Linked DNA regions of Homo sapiens: region 2 is linked to region 1. A link is an interaction called in ENCODE POLR2A ChIA-PET data of the cell type or tissue named here. Cell type or tissue: GM12878. All regions are shown on one strand. Each heading gives the region's core, and the rest is flanking DNA. Links, peaks and the distances in the headings are about the cores only. Region 1 overlaps LIPA (lipase A, lysosomal acid type). Region 2 overlaps PANK1 (pantothenate kinase 1).

Region 1 (2,816 bases), core at 106-2,605:
TCCTTAAATATTCTGTCCAGCTGGTATTTGTACCTTTCACCTCCATTCTGCACAGTAGTAGCCCTTGGCTACTCGTGCAGTATGTGCATGCTGTTTCCCACCATTAAGCAACCTTCTTAGGAAGTGTTGAGCAATGCTTTGCTCCTGAAGGGAATTGAAATTCAGAAATTACACTTCATAGGGAAGTGGCTCTGTTTTCATCTGCTCAGCCTTATTTCAGAAAGTCATGGGGAGTTAGCACTGGAGGGATCTCAGATTCCTGCCTGGGCTAGGGATTTTTGTTTTTTTTTAAACACACTTCACTGGTGGATTCCAAGGTAGAATTCTTGGTTTTGGCAACCTGTGTTCTAGACTAACATCCTCATTTTGTTGGATAAGACAGCCAGGTTCAAATAGGGAAATGAATTTGTCTCAGGGCAGAGGGTCATGTCCTGACCTGTCTGACTACAGATTCAGTGATCTTTGAACTGGAGAATGTGGCCTTACATAATAAATATTAACCAAGTTGATGCCATGATAGGCACAATATATATTTTATATATATATACACACACCAAGAGTGGCACATTTGTATCTGAAAGTTATGCATCTGATTGCCGAGTGGGTGAAGTGGCACTCTAGACTGTGAAAGCCTGGAATGACTGCCTTCAGCATGCAGAAACAGGCTTTTCAACTGTGGCCTCAGCAAAGATTCCCCAGGGGTTGTCCATTGAGCTATTAGAGTCATAGCTGAAAATTCACAGCGTGGCTTGTGAGTTAAGTCTTTAGAAGGAGACCATCAGCTTGTATTTTGCTTTGATTGTTTATTTTAGAATTCTGGTTGATTTCTAGATTTTTCTTTCCTTATAGAAAAATCCTTCACTTCTAAAGAAACTATTTTTTGAATCACTGCAGTGCTCTAACGGGCTACACATAGGCGTTGGTAATCTGGGATGTAATTCCTCACCCCTGGTGGTGCCGAACAGACATGGTTTCATTAATCAATGCCTGAGCTTGGTGACTTGGGCTGAGCTCAGGCTCATGTAGCACTCTGATGGCGCATTGGGTAGGGGATTGCATTCAGAACCTTTGCCTAATGGAGCAGCATAAGTGAGGTCAGCTGTACAGCTTATCTCATAGACCCAGGTTGGGATCAGAGCAGAAAGCCAAGTGGAAAGGAAGATAGTGCTCTGCCCTGTCCCCTTCCCTCCTCTTCCTCCTGGTTAACCGCTCTGACCTGTCCTCTGTTCTCAACCTAATTTTCACATCTTCAGGGAGGATTTCCTCAGCCTCTCACACCAGGTCAGGCCCCTGGCTACATATTCTTATAGTCCTCTGTGTTTTTCTCCATCGCAATTAAGACAATAAACAATATATTATTATGTAGGTGATGATGTGTGTGACCTCTGTCATCCCCACCAGACTCTGCGGGGATGAAGACTTTTCTGATTCTCTTTACTTGGTAAATTGCTTTAGCTCCAGGCTGCAGTCTACCCAAGCATGCTCCTGCAGCCCTCCTGTGACATTGCGATTTAATAGTGTCCCCTGCTCAAGGGCACACTGCATGAAGGATTTCCTACTCCTGGGCTCCTAGGAGTCCACGAACACAACTTAAATGCTTCCTGTGGTGGGTAAAACTTGAAGCTGTATTGCCTCATGATTAAGCTGAGCATGTGAAGAGCCACCAGTCATGGGTGTAAGTTCTGGCTCTACTATTTAACTGGCTGTGTGACCTTGGCAATTTTCTTTACCTCTTGAAGTTTTGACTTATTCAATTATTAAACAGGAAGAATAATACTGGCTACTTCGTAGGCTGTTGTGAAAATTTGATAAGGCCTGTGAAATATATGCAGTATAGTAAGTGCAGGTGATACAATTTCTTTTACAACATTTATTTATTTAAAATATTAATGAATAAATACATAAATATTTTAAAAGTCTCACCGTGTCTCCCAGGCTAGAATGCAGTGGTACAATCATAGCTTACTACAGCTTCAAATGATCCTCCCTCAGCCTCCCAAAGGGCTGGGATAACAGGCATGAACCATGGTGCCCAGCCTCTGTTTTTAATTTTGAAATGTCAACATGGATTTGATGGTGGTCTCTGATATTGACTTCTTCAGGATTAAGCCCTCCATGACAGGGATGTATTCTAAACTGTGTGGACAGGAGGAAGATGCATTTGTTTACAATGGACAGAAGTAAGAAAAGTAAGAAATGTCATAGAACTATGTCTGGGGGTCAGGTGACAAGCACTGTGTCATTTCTAGCCCTGTGTCCCCTGCAGGTGCTTTCTTCTGTGGACCCTCTGCTCCTTCTGTTGAGGGAGAATTTTGGATGAGAGCTGGATAATTTCCCAAAATTCGCTCAACTGTGAAGCTCTGGAACTCAAGTTGCTGTGCTGCAAAGCTGTCTGAGGACAGGCCGTGGTGGCAGAGAGGGGCAGGGAAGACAGGCAATTTGGCATGGAGATGATGGGCACATTTGTCACATGACCTGGGTTTGATTCCCAGCTGCATCGTATACTAATTGTGTGTCCTAGGGCAAATGATTTAGTCTCTCTAAGCCTCAGAGGCCCCAAAGGAGGAAGAATGATGTAAATGGCCCAGCACCATCCTGGGTGCGTGGAAAACTCTAATTATGATAATGTCCTGGAACGTTCTGCAGTGAACAAGACAGACCACATTACTGCCTTCGTGTTGCCTGGTGATCAGAGTGATTATTGCTGGTTTTGGGGAAAACAGCATTCTGAGGCATGGAACGGTTTTCTTCCCTGCTCTGTGATGCAGGGTGCTCTTGTTGTGTTCACTCCTGCAGGTCACCTGCTCCCCAGCAGG
Region 2 (2,816 bases), core at 228-2,727, 360 kb before region 1:
AAAAACATGAAAAGAAAAGTGGGAAGGTAGCAGAGGTTGTTGGTTTGTGAGGTTTAAGGAAAGAAGCCATGTCCATAACATTAAAGTGCAAGATAAAGTACTAAGTGCAATGTAGAAGCTGCAGCAAGCTAATCAGGAAATATAGTTAAAGTCACTAATGAAGGTGATGCATTAAACAACAGATTTCCAGTATAGATGAAATAGCCTTATATTGTTTTGGAAGAAGAGGCCACCTAAGACTTTCATAGTACAGAACAGAAGTCAATGCCTGGCTTCAAAGCTTCAAGGGACAGGGTAACTCTCTTGTTAAGGGCTAATGCAGCCGGTGACTTGAAGTTGAAGCCGACGCTCATGGACCATTCTGAAAATCGTGTGGCCCTTAAGAATTATGCTACATCTACTCTACCTGTGCTTTACGAATGTAACAATAAGGCATGGATGATAGTACATCTGTTTATAACATGGTTTACTAAATATTTAAGCCCACTATTTAGACCTACTGCTCAGAAAAAAAAATCTTTTCAAAGTTTTACTGCTCATTGACAACACAACTAGTCACCCAAGAGTTCTAATGGAGATGTAAAAGGAAATTAATGTTTTCATGCCTATTAATACAATATCCATTCTGCAGCCCATAAATCAAGGAATAATTACAAGTTTCTAGTTTTATTATTTAAGGAATACTTTTTTTTTTTAAAGAAATACTTTTCATAGGCCATAGCTGCCATAGATTACAATTCCTTTGATGGATCTGGGTAAAATCAATTAGAAACCTCTGGAAAAGATTCACTATTCTAGATGCCATTAAGAACATTTCAGATTCAAGTTGGGGGAATAAAATAGCTTTAGGAGGAGTTTGGAAGAAGTGAATTTCAGCCTCATGGACAGAGTTCAAGATGTCAGTGAAGAAAGTAACCGCAGATATGGTAGAACTAGCCAGAGAACTAGAATCAGAAGTAGATCCTGAAGATATGAGTGAATTGCTACAATCTCATGATAAAACTTGAAAGAATGAAGAGTTACCTCTTATGGATGGGCAAAGAAAATGGTTTCTTGAGATGGAATCTCCTTCTGGTGAAGATGCTGTGAACGTTGTTGAAATGACAACAAAGGATTTAGAATATTACATAAACTTAGTTGATAAAGCAGTGGCAGAGTTTGAGAGGATGGACTCCAATTTTGAAAGAAGTTCTATGGTGGGTAAAATGCTATGAAACAGCATTCCATGCTGTGGAGAAATCTTTTGTGAAAAGAAGAGTCAACCAATGCGGCAAACTTCATTTTTGTTTATTTTAAGAACTTTTCCACAGCCACCCCAACCCTCAGCAAACCCTGCTTTGATTAGTCAGCAGCTCTCAACATTGAGGGGAGACCCTCCACCAGCAAAAAGATTACTAATCTGAAGGCTCAGATGATTCGCATTTTTTAGCAATAAATATATTTTAAAATTCAGGTATGTCCTTTTTTTTTTTTTTTAGACATAATGCTAGGCTGGGCTTGGTGGCTCACACCTGTAATCCCAGCACTTTGGGAGGCCGAGGTGGGCAAATCACAAGGTCAGGAGATCGAGACCATCCTGGCTAACATGGTGAAACCCCGTCTCTACTAAAAAATACAAAAAAATAGCCAGGTGTGGTGGCAGGCACCTGTAGTCCCAGCTACTCGGGAGGCTGAAGCAGGAGAATGGCATGAACCTGGGAGACGGAGCTTGCAGCGAGCCGAGATACTGCCACTGCACTCCAGTCTGGGAGACAGAGAAAGACTCTGTCTCAAAAAAGACATAATGCTATTGCACACTTGATAGACTACAGTATAGTGTAAACAACTTTTTTTTTTTTTTTTTTTTTGAGACGGAGTTTCAGTCTGTGCCCAGGCTGGAGTGCAGTGATGCGATCTCGGCTCACTGCAACACCTGCCTCCTGGGTTCAGGCGATTCTCCTACCCCAGCCTCCCAAGTAGCTGGAATTACAGACACATCGTGACCATGCCTGGCTAATTTTTGTATTTTTAGTAGAAACGAGGGTCTTACCATGTTGGCCAGGCTGGTCTCAAGCTCCTGACCTCAAGTGATCCGCCTGCCTAGGCCTCCCAAAGTGCTGGGATTACAGGCATAAGCCACCGCCCCGTCAGTGTAAACAACTTTTATATGCACTAAGAAACCAAAATACTCATGTGACTTGCTTTATTGCAATATTCACTTTACTGAGGTGGTCTGGAAATCAACCTGCAACATCTTGGAAGTATGCATGTAGACACTTGTGAGTTTTGTCCAGTCCAAAGCTAACATTGATTAGAAGTCAGAAGTAACTCTTTTAGTTACTTTAAAAGTAAAAAAATTACCTACCCTTTGAACAAATAGGATATAACAACAGTCTTATTCGGTTGACATTAAATTTAGGGCAACAGAAAGAGGTTTCTGATTGCTTTCATCACTTTTTTTCAATGTGTGAGGACTTAAGAATTGGCTTTTCTTATGCCAGAAATCTCCAAGGGACCAGTCTTAAAAAGCATATAATGATGGAAAAGCATCAGGAGCGGGTAGGACACCTATGAATCTGTGGAATGTCTAAACCTAAGAGCATCATTTAGGAACACCTGTTACCTTGGTCCCTATTATTAATCTGAGGACTGATTTGTGATATTGCAGGAGCATAAGATTTGGTAGACACTATCATTCTCAATTTCATTCTTGCTTGAGACTTTGACCACTCATAGATGGCCCCTTTCGTCATTTGATGGAGGGTGGAAAAAGCTATCTGGGGTTGGGGCCCAGCAGCCTGCATTTTAACCAACCCTCCAGGTGATTCTGATGCACT

What was found. ChIA-PET counts read pairs that join two places held together with the same protein. Peaks named below come from ENCODE experiments on the same cell type or tissue, not always from the same donor. Only the 100,000 strongest peaks of a DNase experiment are listed, where the experiment ranks them.
Region 2: POLR2A ChIA-PET joins it to region 1 with 6 read pairs; 2 of 35 experiments call an interaction of 5 or more read pairs at or near these places.

Annotation. Positions count from the first base shown.
Region 1 is chr10:89,239,536-89,242,351 of GRCh38, reverse strand. All of the region lies in intron 3 of LIPA (lipase A, lysosomal acid type), which reads left to right. Among named protein-coding and RNA genes, the nearest start is that of LIPA, 11 kb to the left of the region's middle. In GM12878, for the core only: no CTCF peak of the experiment used is centred there; no DNase peak of the experiment used is centred there; H3K27ac peaks cover 1,168 bases.
Region 2 is chr10:89,603,724-89,606,539 of GRCh38, reverse strand. All of the region lies in intron 2 of PANK1 (pantothenate kinase 1), which reads left to right. Among named protein-coding and RNA genes, the nearest start is that of MIR107, 12 kb to the right of the region's middle. In GM12878, for the core only: no CTCF peak of the experiment used is centred there; no DNase peak of the experiment used is centred there.